2 separate regions of the Mus musculus genome follow, and region 2 is linked to region 1. The links are chromatin loops, found by intact Hi-C in ENCODE. Cell type or tissue: gastrocnemius. All regions are shown on one strand.

Region 1 (8,000 bases):
CATTTGTAGCAGAAAAATCAACTTTGGAAAGAGTTGGGAACTCAGAACCTGGCTCTCTTTCATCTGAACTACCAAAAGGCCCTAGTTCTCACACTCCGAGTTTCCAGTGTGGTGGTATAGACTTGCCTTGGCAGCCCCGGGGAGATGGGAGAATCAGAGGTCCAAGGGTAGCATGGGTTAGTCCATGGGTTAGGCCAGTTGAGCTACATAGCAAGACCCTGCCTCAAGCAAAACAGTAAAACAAGCAAAAATTGGGGAAAATGGAGCTGGAGAGATAGCGCAGCAATTAAGAGCACTGACTGCTCTTCCAGAGGTCATGAGTTCAATTCCCAGCAACTACATGGTGGCTCACAATCATCTATAGTGAGATCTGATGCCCTCTTCTGGTGTGTCTGAAGATGGCTACAGTATACATATACATAAAATAAATAAGTAATTATTTTAAAAATATTGAGGAGGATGGAAGGATTAATCAGAATGCTTATTTAGAATACGGACTTATCCCACCTCCCATTCCTCCCGACTGGGTTAGGAAATGGAAGACCCGGGCATCTGGTCTGCACATCCTTCTTCTTGAGGCACAGTTGATCATGAGCCAGAATCTTTTCTTTTTCCCCACCAGAAACAGGGCATTACACTTTAGCACAAGTGGACCTGGAACTCACCCAAGTTAGCCTTGAACGCCAAGGTGATCCTCCTGCCTCTGCCTCTCCCTGGTGCTGAAATCACAGGCAGGCTGCTGAGAAGCAATGCGCTAGAGTAGTGTTTCTCAACCTTTCTCAGGCTGGAATCCCTTAATACAGTTTTTTGCTTTATGATGAGCCCAAGCATAAAATTACTTTCGTTGCTACTTCATAACTGTAATCTTGCTGCTGGTATGAATCGTGATGTAAATATCTGATACGCAGGATAGGATATCTGGATATGTAACCGCTGTGAAAACGTTAGTCAAACTCTCGAGACGGGTCGCGACCCACGGGTTGAGAACCCTTGCTGCAAAGCATCATTGCTTTAGGAGCTGGGCTAATTTATGACCCCATGAAAACAACTGGCTTTTAGAAACCCTGATCCCCCTACAAAACACTGTTTTGCCTGCACACCAGACACCTTCATCCTTATTCGGAGGGATATACATGTCAACCAATTGAGTAACCTTACAATGCCTACTGCCTTCTGGGACTCACTTTCCCCAGTACTAAGTTCGAGGGGTCTCTTCTTCTCTGCCCAGGCTGAGCGTCTCTCTGCTTTTCAGGCTCTAACTTCTACCCTCCTGCTTGGATGAGCCAAGGATAGCAGCTGAGAAAACAAGCCCTACGCGTCTTCAGTCAAGCTTCTCTTAGTTTACCTGTACCACACTGCCCACAATAAGGAAGAAGTCTAGTGTGCAGGGGAAAGACCGCTCTATAAGAAGGTTAAAAAAAAAAAAAAAAAACAGAGTTGTTTGGATGCTTTTCGTTTGGTTTTATTTTATTTGAATTTGCCAGTACAGAGAATTGAACCTAGCCCTCACTCACGTAAGCTAGACAAGAGTTTACCACTGAACTACATCTCCAGCTTTCGTTCCTTTTAAATGACGCAGGAAGGTTTCGGTTTCCTCCTTTGCATGTGGAAGTATTTGCAGTCAGGTTTCTGTGGTTTGTGCTTACTGCCAAGAGCTCTGCTCGCACACCGCATCCAAGCACCCTGAGGGACGCGCATCTCTCCACCGCTACGCCGCATCTACAGCTCAACGCTAGGAAGGAATACAGAGGGGGGCCCCCCGGGGCTGCTCCTAGCCACCTGCAATCTGGCGTCCTTCCTCCACGCACACTTGGAAGCTGTTTCTCGGACGAGGTGGTGAGAGGCACTGCGCCACGCCCCCTCGCGCGCCACCGCGTTCTTAGAGTGCAACCTGCCCGGCGTTCAGGCAGGCGGGCGCGCCATCTGCTGTCCAATACGAGTAAGCAACGCGAATGAAACGTTGCTCTGCAATTCAGCTTGGATCTTCTCTGCAGCTCTTCCCTTGACTCTCAGTTGGGGAAATGTTCTGGAATCCTAGGTTAAGGGTACTTAACTTGGGATCTGTGTGTTAGCTTCAACAAGTCTAGGAACCCTCCAAATACTACTCAGAGTGGGATATTTTTCTGGAAAAGAGGTAGTTTTCCTGAGTCTGACTAATAATGCTATGAATTGTAGATACACACACACACATACACACACACACACACAAAGTCTCTTGAGCAATATTGCCAGGGTATCTGGCAGATGCATATTCAACTTTCCAGATTTTGCCTGGCTGTTTCTAATATTGCCTGGCCACTTTGCTTTCCTGCCAACGAGGCATAAGACAGCCAGTTACTCTGCTTCCTCACCAGCTCCGAGAGCATTAGTCGGCTTTAATTGTAGTCATTCTAACAGGTTGGTGGTACTCTTCCTGTGGCTTGAATTTGCATTTCCCTAATGACTAGTACCGTCAAATGTCTTATCTGCTTATTTGCCCTCCATACATTTTTTGATGGTGTGTTCAAGTCTGCTCATTTTTAATAGATATTTTCATCTTAGCAAGATATATTATTTCAAGCTGAGATGTTAGGTTTCCTTATTTCTGGAACTGGAGAAATATTTCAGCTGTTGGGAGCACTTGCTGCTCTTTCAGACAACCTAGATTCAATTCCAAGCATTCATGTCTGACAACCTCTCTTGGCCTCTACAAGTACCCAAACTCAAGTGCACACATCCAATCATTTTTTAAAGATTTCTTTTTATTTCCATAACATGCAACTCCTTTTATGTATATGTTCTTTTCTCTTAGTTGATACCGTGTATTTGAATTCCTTAATTATGTCCTTTAAAATGCAGGAATATTTAATTCTGACAAAGTGTAATTTATTAATACCTTTATTTTTGGCTGATACTTTTTATTTGCACATAAGTGCTTTTAATTTAAAAAGAAAACAGAACTTTTCCTTTTAGCATCCATCAATGGAGCATCAGCTGCCAAGATGTTTGATCCTTTTGGGACTTCTAATTGAAGCAAAAACTACGTAAGGCATTTCAATACATTTTCTCACATTCAGAGGAAGATCGTGTCTTTCCCCCTCTTTCCAAAGTGCTGAGATAGAAGCATCAGGTTCAGTCTGTGTGCCTTCCAAAGGATGGTGAAGTTCAGGTTGTACGTGGACATTAAAAAGGTCAGAAGCTTGGCAGTGGTCCAACTGTGCAGGAAGAAAGATATTCACATTGATTGTTGAATTGAGAAAATGCTAACTCTCCGTGTGTGGGTCAACCCCACCCCAATAAGGTGCACATCACTAAAGCTGGAGGCATAGGTACACATGAGCGAGATGCCCAGGGGGCCAGAGGAGGATTTTGGCTTCCTTATAATTCTCATATCTGAGAGGCTGAGATGTCTGGGTTACCACAAATTTATGGCCAACCTGGAGTATAAGTGAACTCTAGGCCAACCTGGGCTACATAGATAGACTTAACTTCAGAATTCAAATAAAGAAATAAATAGGGCCGGGCGTGGTGGCACACGCCTTTAATCCCAGCACTCGGGAGGCAGAGGCAGGTGGATTTCTGAGTTTCGAGAAAGAAAGAAAGAAAGGAAGGAAGGAAGAAAGAAAGAAAGAAAGAAAGAAAGAAAGAAAGAAAGAAAGAAATTGTATTTAATGGAAAAGTGATGATATGAAGTTTACTTAACTAGTAGAAGGCTGTAGAGACAGAAAAGGCCCTGCTGTGGATATACTAACTGCTGACATCTGAGCAACACTACACTGCTATTGAGCCGTGTGTTGCTTGCTGATGTTACTGCCCAGGAATTGAAAACAGAAGCTATGGCCCTCAAGATTGTAAAATATATATATATTATATATATATTGTGGATAAAATGTTGGTTAAGACTCAGGTTGTTAGCAGCTGCTTCCAATCCTAGCCATGTCACTATGTCACTGTCCTGGTGATCCAAAAAGAGGCCTGTGGTCTGGAAATTATCACTGAGGAGGGAAGATCTGTCTTCCAATCCGAGAACTTTTGTCTGATCTTGAGGAATTATGGGGACTTTGAAGTGACTCTATTACAGAATCCCTCAAAGACAATTGCAAGACAGTGAATGCCACAACTTCTCAGCTTCCACTTTATCCTCCTGAGGTGAGAGAATGTTCCAGAAACAGTGTTTCCAGATAGCTACTAACACTGCTGATCTTAGTTACTCTTCCAAGAGGATGTGGCAGATGGAGTTGGTTCCCGTGAAAACCAAGTGTGGCAGAAATGACCCAAGAGTCCAAGTACACTCCGATTTCTTCTTATCATTTCCAGAAGCCACTCAAAGTGGAGATTTTCAAGATGTTTATTCCCAGCCTGAGCTCTATAGATCTAATGGCCAGGCTGATGAGGCGGCTTGGCAGGTGAAGGTGTTTTCTGATAATCTGAAGTCAACCCCCAGGGCCTTCATGGTGGAAGCAGAACCAGTATCTCCAAGATGTCTTCTTCTCTACACACACTCCTTGTGGCATGCACATGTACACATGCACATGCATGCACACACACACACACACACACACACACGTGATAGCAACAATAACAAAACAAACCCACAAGATCTAAAAGGGCTATTAATTTAGAGGACTGCATTATCTGGCATCGATGGGAAGAGAGGCCCTTGGTCCTGTGGAGGCTTGATGCCCCATCAAAGGGAAATGCTAGGGAGGTGGGGGTGGGTGGATGGGTGGTTGGGGTAGCACCCTCATAGAAGCAGGGGGCATGAAGGAAGTTGCACAGGGGAGACCAGGAAGGAGGCAACATTTGAAATGTATATAAAATAACCAGTAAAAAGCAAGCAAGCAAGCAGGCAGGCAGGCAGGCAGGAAGGAGAAAGAAAGAAAGAAAGAAAGAAAGAAAGAAAGAAAGAAAGAAAGAAAGAAAGAAAGAAAGAAAGGAAGGAGGGAGGGAGGGAGGGAGGGAAGAAAGAAGGGAGGGAGGGAGGGAGGGAGGAAGGAAAGAAAGAAAGAAAGAAAGAAAGAAAGAAAGAAAGAAAGAAAGAAAACTATAAAAGGGGGTTATTAATTATGAAGAATAACAAAAACAATTTGTTGTAGTTAGTTACCCCTTTGCCAGATTTCCCAAGATAAGAAAGTAAAAAACTGGGAAGTGGCTCATTGTGTATGAAGCTTGCCATGGAAACACAAGGACTAGAGTTTGCACCCCAAGAACTTACGTGAAAATGGATGTGGATAGCACATAGTTGTAATCCCTGCTCACCTGCCTCAAGATAGAGCTCAGAAATAGAATCCTTGGACGTTCACAGGCCAGCTAGCCTAGTCTATAGCAAACAATAAGAACATGTCTCAAACCTAGTAGAAAACCAAACTCAACACTCAAGGTTGCCCTTTGGCCTCCCTCTGTGTGCAGTAGCACATGCACATGTCCCCTTAGAATTTGGACAGAGCTTTTAGTATCTTTTAGACAAATGCCCTGAAAACCCCCACATTTGGGCATAGACAGGTGAACTATATAGTGAACTAGATCACGTGGTAAAAGGGTTGCGATGATGACAAGGCAGGGTATTTATGGAAGTGCTAGCTGCATATAGAACGTGGTCCATGTCTGTAATTTTAGCACTTGAGAGGTAGAGGCGGGCAGATCAGGAGTTCAAAGTCATCCTAGCCTACATATCAAGTTTGAAACCAGTCTGTAGTACATAAGACCTGAAAGGGAAAGGAGAAGGTGAGAAAGAAAAATAGAGAGTGGAGGAAGAGAGGGAGGGAGAGAGGGATGGAACACCATCTTAAATCAATAGAAAAGTTCACTGACATAATTCTTACTGATATCCCTTCTAGGAAAGATACTACAATTCCTCCTCCTCTTCCTCCTCCTCTTCCTCCTCCTCTTCCTCCTCCTCCTCCTCTCCCTCCTCCTCTTCCTCCTCCACCTCTTCCTCCCCCTCCTCCTCCTCTTTCTCCCCCTACTCCTCCTCTCCCTCCTCCTCTTCTTTCTCTCTCTCTTTCTTTCTTTTCTTTTCTTTCTTTTTCCTCTTCTCCCCTTCTCTTCCTCCTCCTATTCTTCCTTCTCCTTCTTAAATAAATTAAATAAAAGTTTAAAACTTGATATTTTAGCTGATTGTGGTAGCTCATAGCTATAAAGCCAAGGACTTGGCAGGGGAATTGCCACAAGACCTGGGTTATATAGTGAGTTGTATATCTATAAGACTCTATCTCAAAAAAAAAAAAAAAAAACCTAGAAAGATCTTATTCTAATAAAAGTGATTATGACAAGGATGTTTTAATTATAAACAATACTAATTTTTTTCCTTTCTTATATACATCCAGGAACTCTAACAGAACTGAGCCTGTGCCTCACTTGTAAAGAAGGCTGGTTTGCCAACATTAGCATTCTGAGTGGGACTGATGCCTTCAGTGCTAAAGGATATGATGCCAAAGGAAAGAAATGGACTAAGCAGAGATAGTCCCATAAGCTCAGTGTGCTGGTGTGCTCCTGTCATCCCAACACGGACTGTGGAGGAGGAAAAACTGGGAATTCAAAGCCAGGCTAGGCCATCTTTGCAGTTTGCTATGGCATAGATAAGTGTTTTCCAAAGACATCTGCTACCCCTTCTAAGATGATAGAAAGTAGACTGTCTGGGAGGTAAGACCTAATGGGAGGAAGATAAACCACTGAGAGAATGCCCTTGAAGTAAGTATCGGGACCCCAATCAATGACAGGCTGAAACCTCACAAGCTATGAGCTAAAATAAACCTCTCTTTTTAAGTAACCTCATGCATTTTGTTACAGAAACAGAAAGCTAACTAATGCACTCTTTGGCCTTTTCAAAGCCCTGTGGTCTTACATACATCCTGTTTGACCTAGTTCTGATGGCAGAAGGTCCCCCCTGGGAGCAGGGGCTAGAAAAGGGAGTCTTTTGGGTCTGAAGAGTGTCAAGGCCCCTACTACTCCCTTACCCTTTATCGCCTCACATCCTCCCTATGAAAACCACCACCGCTGGCAGAAACAATGCACCAGGGCTCATGCAGGAAGTCTGAATTGATACAAACCTCCTAATTGCCTCCCTGTCTATAGTCGTTAGCCACTAATTATTAGACGCTTGGTCTCTGTCAGCATTTTACTCAATGTTCCTTACTGGGGGATATAATTAGCATTTAACAGAGGCTGAGAATGTGGTCTGTGTGGCAGAGTTGAGGTGAGGGGTGTGGGGAGAAGGCTTAAGGCATTGGGAATGTGTGTGTGGTTTTGAAACTGACTCAATACAGTAAAAAAAGTATCAATTTGCAGTTGACCAAAACAGTAATAGTACTATCTGCCTTTCACTGTAGTGTGTGCCTCGTTAACCTTTAGGAGGTGAGACCTAATGACAAGTCACATCGCTGAATGAGAAAGTGCTTTGGAAGTGAAATTTGGAACCCCAGCCCAGCCCCCGCCCCTCATTTACTCCCGCATACTCTTCTAAGAAATCTCAAGGTAGGCAGTCCAGGATATGATAGTTTAGTCTGTGCTGTGGCCATTGTTGTTGTTGTTGTTGTTGTTGTTGTTGTTGTTGTTGTTGTTGCTATGACAAAATGCCTAAGACCGGTTAACTGATAAGGAAGTGAAGTTCCCAGGAAGAAGCAAGGGACAAGAACAGGAATCACACTCAGCTGAAGCTGTCCTCATGAAGAGTTTCACACATCTGCTTATACACGTGTCCTGTGGGCCTTGTCACAAATGCCCACCGTGTCACAGGCACTGTACTTTACATTTTGCCTTCCTTTAGCTGATCACCGACACTCATCCATCCCTGCTTCCTGACTGCCGATGTAACGGGGCCAAGCCGGGATGGCGTCAAGAAAAGGGGAGCAGGTAGGTGTGTTACATACTTGACTGTAAGTATTCAGTAACTGTATTTTAATACTATTTTTCTCCTTTGTCATTGTCTTTCCCCGGCAGTGGAGGGAGAACAGACCCTGAGAGCTGCCCTGGGTCACTAGAGGCAGTCTTTGAGATCTAAGAAACTCAAGTCTGGCCATTGC
Region 2 (8,000 bases), 810 kb before region 1:
CACATGCAAATAAGGTTTCCCCCAAACTCTCAGTCCAGGCCAATGAGAGGTATCTGCTGTCAAACCCTGAATCACCCCCAAAACTGTATATAAATCCTATCCAGGAAGTTCAAGGTGTGCGAGAACTTCTCTGTCATCTGAGTCTTTTGTTCCAGGAGCTGTAACACTTGGGAAGAGATCTTCTCTCCTGAAGAGCCACCTGAGGTTCCACAGCACTCCTCACTGGATAGTTCGCTTCTCATCGGCCCAGCCCAACCCAACTCAGTGCAGAGCAGCTTGGAGTTACCCAGCGACCTGGAAGGCACAGCAGAGACTTCGCCTCCCTATCTGCACTAGCTTCCCTTCGATGGAACTCTTGCACCCGGCCTGGCTAGAGATCTCTGTGGATAACCTCAGGTACCCAGGCCCACATCGTCCCACCTCAAACGATCCAGATTAAAGCTGGGTCTTCCCACTCTAAATAACTAAAAGAAAAATCCCTCACAGTTATTCCAGCCTCTTGGGTTTTAGTTGATTCAACTTAACAAGCAAGAATCCCATCACAGGCCCCTACCATTTTTTTTTTCATACAAAGATCATATTAGAGTTTGTGTAATATCCAATCTTGAAAGATTTAAAATGGTTGACAACTAATTAAAAAAAATGATTTTCAGTGTTGGGGATCAAGCCCAAAGCCTTGTACATTCTAGACAAGCACTCTACCACTGAACTACATTCACAGCCGTCAAAGGTTTGTGGCCGGCTGGTTTAATATATCAAAATGGGGGGTGGGGGGGCTCAGAGGCTAAGAGCACATACAGCTCTCGTACAAGACCAGGGTTCATTTCCTGGCACTCAGGCTACTTACTTCTGTCTAGAACTCCAGCTCCACATCTCTAGCCTCCAGAGACAGACAGACAGACAGACTTCAAAAGAAAAATACCTCTTAAAAATGATCTCTAGTGTCCTGTTGAAACCAAATAACAGAGTAGAATTCAGCAGCTGATGCCGACCTCAAGTCGGATATAGGGCTTAAAAGCTGAAATAATGAAGACAATCAAAAACAAACAAACAAACAGACAGACAGACACAAGTTCATCTAGTTGCTGTGCAGTATTCCAATCTGCTTCTAAAAGGAATAGTTCTGTGTCCCACACTAAGCTCCTTACTTCACTCAGTTGCTTGTGCAGAGCTCCAGACCCTTGGCTAATATTTGGCACAGCACATTAAAAGTATCTGAAGTTCATTAGTCAGTGATCAAGATTTAAAATACAAATAGGCAAAGACCGAATGCTACCTCAGAAACCGTGACTGTTTTCCCTAGCAAACCAAAGTCCACAAAAACAAGTGCCAAGAAGCACACAGAGGAGAGAGAGCTGAACTGTGGATTCCTGACTCTCTGCAGGCACCTCAACCTGCTCAGACTGTCTCCCAGTGTCCCAGGGGAGCAGGAAGGACCATCAAAGGGAATCACCCGGGGCTCACTGCCACTCAGGGTCCTCAGAGCTGGGAGGTCCTCATCTGAAAAGTGACAGGATCTCCAACTATAACTGGCTCCGTGCAGATTCTTTTCCAGCTAAGTTGGAAGCCATTTTTTTCCTTACCTGGGAACATGAAAGCAACAGGAACGGGAGACAGGAATTGCTTACATTAATTAAAACCAGAGAAACAGTGAGCCAGCCAACATTCAGAAGAGATAGATTAGAATGCCTATGAATTGAGTTTAGGGGATGGGGAGGAGGGGGAAATCATACCTGTGTTGTTGATTCCACAAGTCTGACTAATTAAAATATGGAGAGCTGGGATGTTGCAAATCCACAGCCAAAGTGATCTCAGGATACCTGCAGCCCTCTCTGTAGTCCCTATGGCCCACTCGTGACTGACCTCACAGCCGCCTTCTATCAGGCAAACTTTACTCTGGCAGACCATTGGCTTTCAATAACCTAAAAGTGAAGGAAGGATGGTACCAATCCACATCTAACCCTGTAACAGGACCCCAGCTCTGCAAACCCGATGTTCTTACGCTGTGAGCTTGTGTGCCCAGCTCCCTGGTGGAACATGTCATGTCCACCATAGACATGTGACCTGAATCCACATCCCCAGGCCACCTCCACTCAGGGTTTGAAATTTTCATAAACGCTTTCAGAATTTTGATGTATTTTGATCGTGTTCATCTCCCATTCTCCCCAGATCCACCCCATCCCCTATCCTACCCCCAATTTCATGTCTTCTTCTTTTTTTTAAGTTTTAATAACACATTGAGTCTAATTTGTGCTGTCCGTATAACCTAGGGTATACGGCCTGTTAGGGTTTCGGTGGTGGAAGAATACTGTGGCCAAGGAATGCTGCAAAGATCACACTGAGTGACAGACCTCACTTGAGAGATTTATTGGGAGGGGGTGAGGGCCGCTTCTGAGAAAGAGAGGCACAGATGAGAGAGACAGGGAAGGACACACACACACAGAGAGAGAGAGAGAGAGAGAGAGAGAGAGAGCACCATGTAGGCAGGAACTTTTTTAAAGGGTACGGATGTTGCATTTGGCAACTGGTGTTGACTGGTTACAGATGCTAAGTTGCTGCTGAAGGTGGGAGAGGGGACCCAGTTCCCAACACACTTCCCTTTTGTTTATTATAAAAGAGGAGATAGGAAGGGGTGATTGAGAGTGAGGCAGGAATGGGGGTGCTCTTTAGATTGCTTCCTACTGTCTGGGGTGTCAACATCTTTGGGACCCAAGAAAGCTGTGATGCTGGCAAGCCCTAGAAGTACAGGCCGTTTCACTTGCTATCCAGGCTCTGCGGAACCGGCTAGGGCTAGGGACAAGCAGGCAGCATTTGGAGCAGTGTGTAAGGCCAGATCACCTGGGGCTAGCCAGTTTGAAGCAGTCTGGGATGCAGATTTCGAGGGGACACCAGGAACAGGTGCTGGAGCAATCTGCAGTAGACTTGAAGTCTGTTGGGACAGACAGACTAGGGAATGAAGGTAAAGTGAAGGAGTTTATGGAAAATTGTATCCGGGCATACATTAAATGTTCAGGCCCATGGGCGTGGTAGCTGGGGGAGGGGAGTCCCATGACCATGAAAGAGAGAGAGCTCACTCTCAGGGATAGGAGGGGTTGGCAAGTGGGGACAGGTTGTTGATTGACAGCACTTTTCTGGAGTTGGTTTGACCTATGAGAGGTGGATCCAAATCAATTCCCTGAAGCTTATGAGAGAAAACGTTTATGTAGCCGGGCAGTGGTGGCACACGCCTTTGATCCCAGCACTTGGGAGGCAGAGGCAGGCAGATTTCTGAGTTCAAGGCCAGCCTGGTCTACAGAGTGAGTTCCAGGACAGCCACGGCTGCACAGAAAAACCCTGTCTCAAAAAAACCAAAAAAGAAAAAGAAAGAAAAAAAAAAGAAAATGTTTTTATGTTTTACAAAAAGAAATAAGTTTTAGATATGTTAGCATTACCACTGTTTGTAATCTGTACTGAAATCCACGTTGTAGAAAAGGCAGTAAGTAGACTCACGCCTTTGAGTCACAGTAAAATCTTGGGGACCCAAAAGTGATTCTAGGTTAAAAGTATGAACAATCTTTCCTCTATCCAGAAGTCTGGGTGTATAAATATTAGACAGATATTTTTAGCACAATGACAAGCATTTTTATGTCTATACATAGAAGACAACCAAAGGAAATTTAAAACCTTGAACTTATGAGTATGATAACATTGTCAGTACTTTACCAGAGCTAGCTAGATTAATATCTTACCCGAACTCTCCCGATTAATGTTAAAACTGAACTTTTGAAGTCTTAATATAACAATAGCATAGTTAAGGAAAGACATCTGAAGTGCTTTTTTGATTTTTACATGTCTTAAGTCATTTTTTTTATACCTTTACACGTTGCATTTATACACAGTACGACACTTTCTTAGACCTTTAGGACTTGCATCGACATATCTTAAAATATTTTCTTAGGCCCTCACAAGTTAAGCTTTCGTCTCTCAGACCTTACATAGACTTGACACCTTTTTTCTGTCTGTGGCTGACCGAGACCTGTCATTGGAAATAGAGTTCCTTTAAATAAAGGAATAGTAAAAAGTTACATTGAAATGTTTATCTCCTTTTAGAGTCTGGTAGCAAGGTAAACTGTGTCTAGACCCAGTAGTAGCTCTAGAAAAGTAAGGCGAGAGACTTGGTGTTTGCACATGAAGAGCTGAGAAGGCAACTGAAGCCTTGGTCACTGTGAAAAGCTAGCAAAGCTATCATTACCTAGTCATCTACACCATCAGAGAGCTGAGGATAAATTTCACGGGAGTAAGCAGGAAGCTCAGAGCAAGCAGCTTCTGAATCTACTAAAAATGACAGATTTACTGGCTACCTGGAAAATTGCCACACCCACTCCAGTGAAGTCTGCATGACAGGCCTAAAGGCTTGGATGCAGTCCCAAGGCAAAGGGTTTCACGGAAACTTAGCCTCCTGGAACCTTGGCATTCCCATAGCAAGAATGCTCCAAATTTGTCCCTGCGATCGTGTGGAGGGTCTTGCATGCTTTCTTGCATATTTTACTGGATAGGAGTTAGAAATCTCAGGGCAAGCTTAGCAAAGTATACTTAGAATCTTCATTACAGTCAGGTATGGCAGACTACATTGTGTATTTAGAAGAAAGTCGGTGAGTTCTTCTGACAAATGAAGATTCCCTACAGATACTTAAAAGAGCAGCCAAGTTACTCCCAAATGCAAGAATTTACCATGGCCTAGGAAAAAGAGGGTTGTGGTTTAAGGAAGAACTACAGTATTGCATTATTCATGAAAAAGGTCTGCTAGAGCAGAACCCCCTGGTGCAAGCTTTCACAGGGCTCAGAGGAATAGCATAAATTGTGACTAGGGTGTGAAATCCTCACCTGGCTCCTGACTATAGCCGACTCTAGATAGGACTGATCTTATCTCAATTGTAAACACTGCCTGGTTCCTGCCAGTCTTTTGAATGCATTTCTCTGTTTTGTGTCAGATAATTCAACGAAACCTTGGCTGTTGTGTCACCTAACTTCTTTGTTTTCTTCTGTAATATTTAAGTCTGATGCTCACTTTGACAAATTACAATCAGATATAACACTCCCTTGTGTTCGAGTCTGTTTGTCATCCTTTTCACTGACTCCCTGCCCACCTGTACCAGGACTCTGATTCTCCTGTGGATGGAGGGACCTACTGAGGTCAGTCCATGGCAGAAAATCACCCTGGGTTCCTTTATGATCCTTTCAGGAAGAGGTCCTAGGCCGGTATTAGTCTTTGATTGCCGGGCCCAGAAGATCCAACAGACTACCCTGTGGAGGAGGAATCTGAGGGAACTGGCCTACCTTGTCTAGGCAAATCAGGGCAATCAACACTCTAGTATCCCGCCTGTCCAGTTTTAACAGGTCCTGGCAGTGACCGAGGTGAAAAAGGGCTGTTCTTCACCCAGTGTCCAGCTTTGCTGTACTTAAAGCAGCTTCCAGCTGAAATTCTTCGGGGCCCACCATATTCTTTGGAGATTTTAGGGGTGCTGCCAGAAACTGGTACCTCTATCACAGGAAGCTTTATTGTTAAACATCGTGAACACCATATTCAGCAGCCTCTATGAAGAGGTTGGGGACCATTATCTACTAGGTAGAGATACTCTTATTAAACATTTTAAGTGCTATATTCAGCAGATCTCCAGAGAGTTTGAGGACAATCTATCCAATTAAGTATATATAAATATACAAGCTTTCTTTATATCTAGTTACTTGTCTTAGGCTTCACTTTAAAAATCTATACAGGAGGCTAAATAAAGCTTATTCTTAAAATTAATTAGTACTTAATTAGAACTGCAAAAATAGTTCTGAACACATTAAAAGAATTTGATCATTTATAATGTGACTATCAACTTACATGTCTTAATTATCCTTAACAGTTTACAGTAAGTTAGTAGTTTTTATAAGATTAGATTTTTTAACAGCTTTTTCCCTGTTAAGTTTCAGCATTAGAAATAACAATTTTTTAATTAAAGCTTTTCTAGTATCAAAATTAAACATTTAATCATACTGTGAACTAGGGATTTATCAAATATATATTATTTATCAGGCATATGGTATTACCTAAATTTTCTAGCAGCTTATTGTTGAACAGTTAGCAAAGACATAAGGAGTTTGACACACATCTTAACTTAGCCTTTGTTAATGTGAACAGACCTTTAGAACCTTAAATTTTTACTGATCACATAGGATATATTCTAAACCAGAGCTGAACCACATGTACAGTACGTTGTATCAAATATAACCTTAAACTTTCATCATCATTCAAGAATCCATACCAACCCAAAATCTCTGAGACTTATTGCTTCCTTCGTCTAAGAAGAGGTACAATGATAACAGAGCTCGTTAGGACTGAGAAGTTTTACAGTGATTGTTCTATGTTGTGAGGTCATCTGAAGATGTGGTTAAGTCACATGGCACATACTTTAACCTCAGTAAAGAAGGCTACCAGCCATGTGGCTGCTGACATCTTGATGAGGTCACTGACAAACATGTAAGAGAGCCACATAGTTGCTATTTAAAAACATTCATTTTCCTAATAGATCTATTTTTTTTTAAATGAGAGTTGAATCCAAGTTACATACATTTATATAGAGCTAAGTCCAAGTCACACACACACACTCTAAAAGGGAGTGGAGGCTAAGGCTGCTGGACTGCAGGCTGGAGCCAGAAATTTAGCATATTGCTAAGTATGTTTTTTAGCAATATTGCTCACAGGTGACATGAAGCCCTATCTATAAAATAGAATACTACATGGTCAAGAGAAGTAGAATTGATGACATCAAGTATAATAGAAGGTAAATTTTCTCACTTTTTCTTCTTTAACTAGATGGTTAAACTTTAGCTGATCTTCCTAGGTCAAGTACACTGTGATATGGAAAGTATTACCAAAAATGACCAGTGAGCAAGCAAGATGGCTCAGTGGGGAAAGGCACTTGCCACCAAGTCTAACAACCTGAATTCAATTCCTGAGACCCACATGGTAAGAGAGAACCAACTCTCACAGGTTGTCCTGACTCTGCACATGCAACACACACACACACACACTCACAAGGGCACAAAGGTAAGATGGCTCAGTAGGTGACATCATTTGCAGCCCTGCCTAACTACAACCTAATCCCCATAGCCTCCATGGTGGAGAGTTCTGACACCACTGGGTCGTCTGATATACCATCCCAGTGTTACCAGAACAAGGGACATAAGTATATACTAAGTTTTTAAAAAACAAGTACTAATATAATTAGGCTTTGCTCCAACAGAGTGTTAGCTAGCTCTGTCCAGGCCTTCAAAGACAACTTTTGCATGTGACAGCCACTGCAGTGGTTCCAGTGAGATGCTGGTGGTATCTTTGTGTCCTATTCCTATGACAACACTGTGACCCCAGCAATCCTTATAAAGTGAAGCATTTCACTGGGGCTGGCTTACAGTTCAGAGGTTCAGTCCATTATCACGACGACGACAGGAAACATGGTGGCAGACAGACAGACGGTGCTAGAGAAGCCCAGAGTTCTACATCTAGATCAGCAGGCAGCAGGGAGAGCTACTGGGCCTGACATGAGCATTTGAAACTCCAAAGCCCACCCCCCTTCACCCCCAGTGACACACTTCCTCCAACAAGGCCACTTGTCCTAATCCTGGTCAAGTGGCTGTCGCTTCCTAATGACCAAACATCCAATATATGAGCCCTAGGAGCCATTCCTAGTCAAGCCACCAGTGTCCTCGCCTGGGAGAAGACAACTATAAAGCCCTTCAGTGCTCCCCCGTTGGTGGGACCATTAGGAATGGCACACAAGTGCCTGTTTCAGGCAGCATCCGAGCCTCTGCCAGGTACACACGTGCATAAAGATAAACAGTGCTTTTAAACCACTGCAATGTTCAGATCTGTCTCACTACTGACCTGAATCAAAGGATGGAGAGTCTTTTGGGTTTTTGGTTTTTTTTTTGTGAAGTTTGTTGTTTTCAAGACAAGGTTTCTCTGTGTAGCCCTG

What was found. A loop is a pair of places that touch in the nucleus more often than their neighbours do. Peaks named below come from ENCODE experiments on the same cell type or tissue, not always from the same donor. Only the 100,000 strongest peaks of a DNase experiment are listed, where the experiment ranks them.
Region 2: a loop joins it to region 1, with 6 times the contacts of the local background. A loop is called at or near these places in 3 of 42 quality-filtered maps.

What each region holds. Positions count from the first base shown.
Region 1 is chr11:43,760,926-43,768,925 of GRCm38, reverse strand. No RefSeq gene overlaps it. Among named protein-coding and RNA genes, the nearest start is that of Ttc1, 17 kb to the right of the region's middle. In gastrocnemius, a CTCF peak has its summit at 1,930 (motif pointing left); DNase peaks (open chromatin) are centred at 1,862 and 3,197; H3K4me3 peaks cover 474 bases.
Region 2 is chr11:44,566,915-44,574,914 of GRCm38, reverse strand. No RefSeq gene overlaps it. Among named protein-coding and RNA genes, the nearest start is that of 4930597A21Rik, 15 kb to the left of the region's middle. In gastrocnemius, no CTCF peak of the experiment used is centred here; a DNase peak (open chromatin) is centred at 4,384.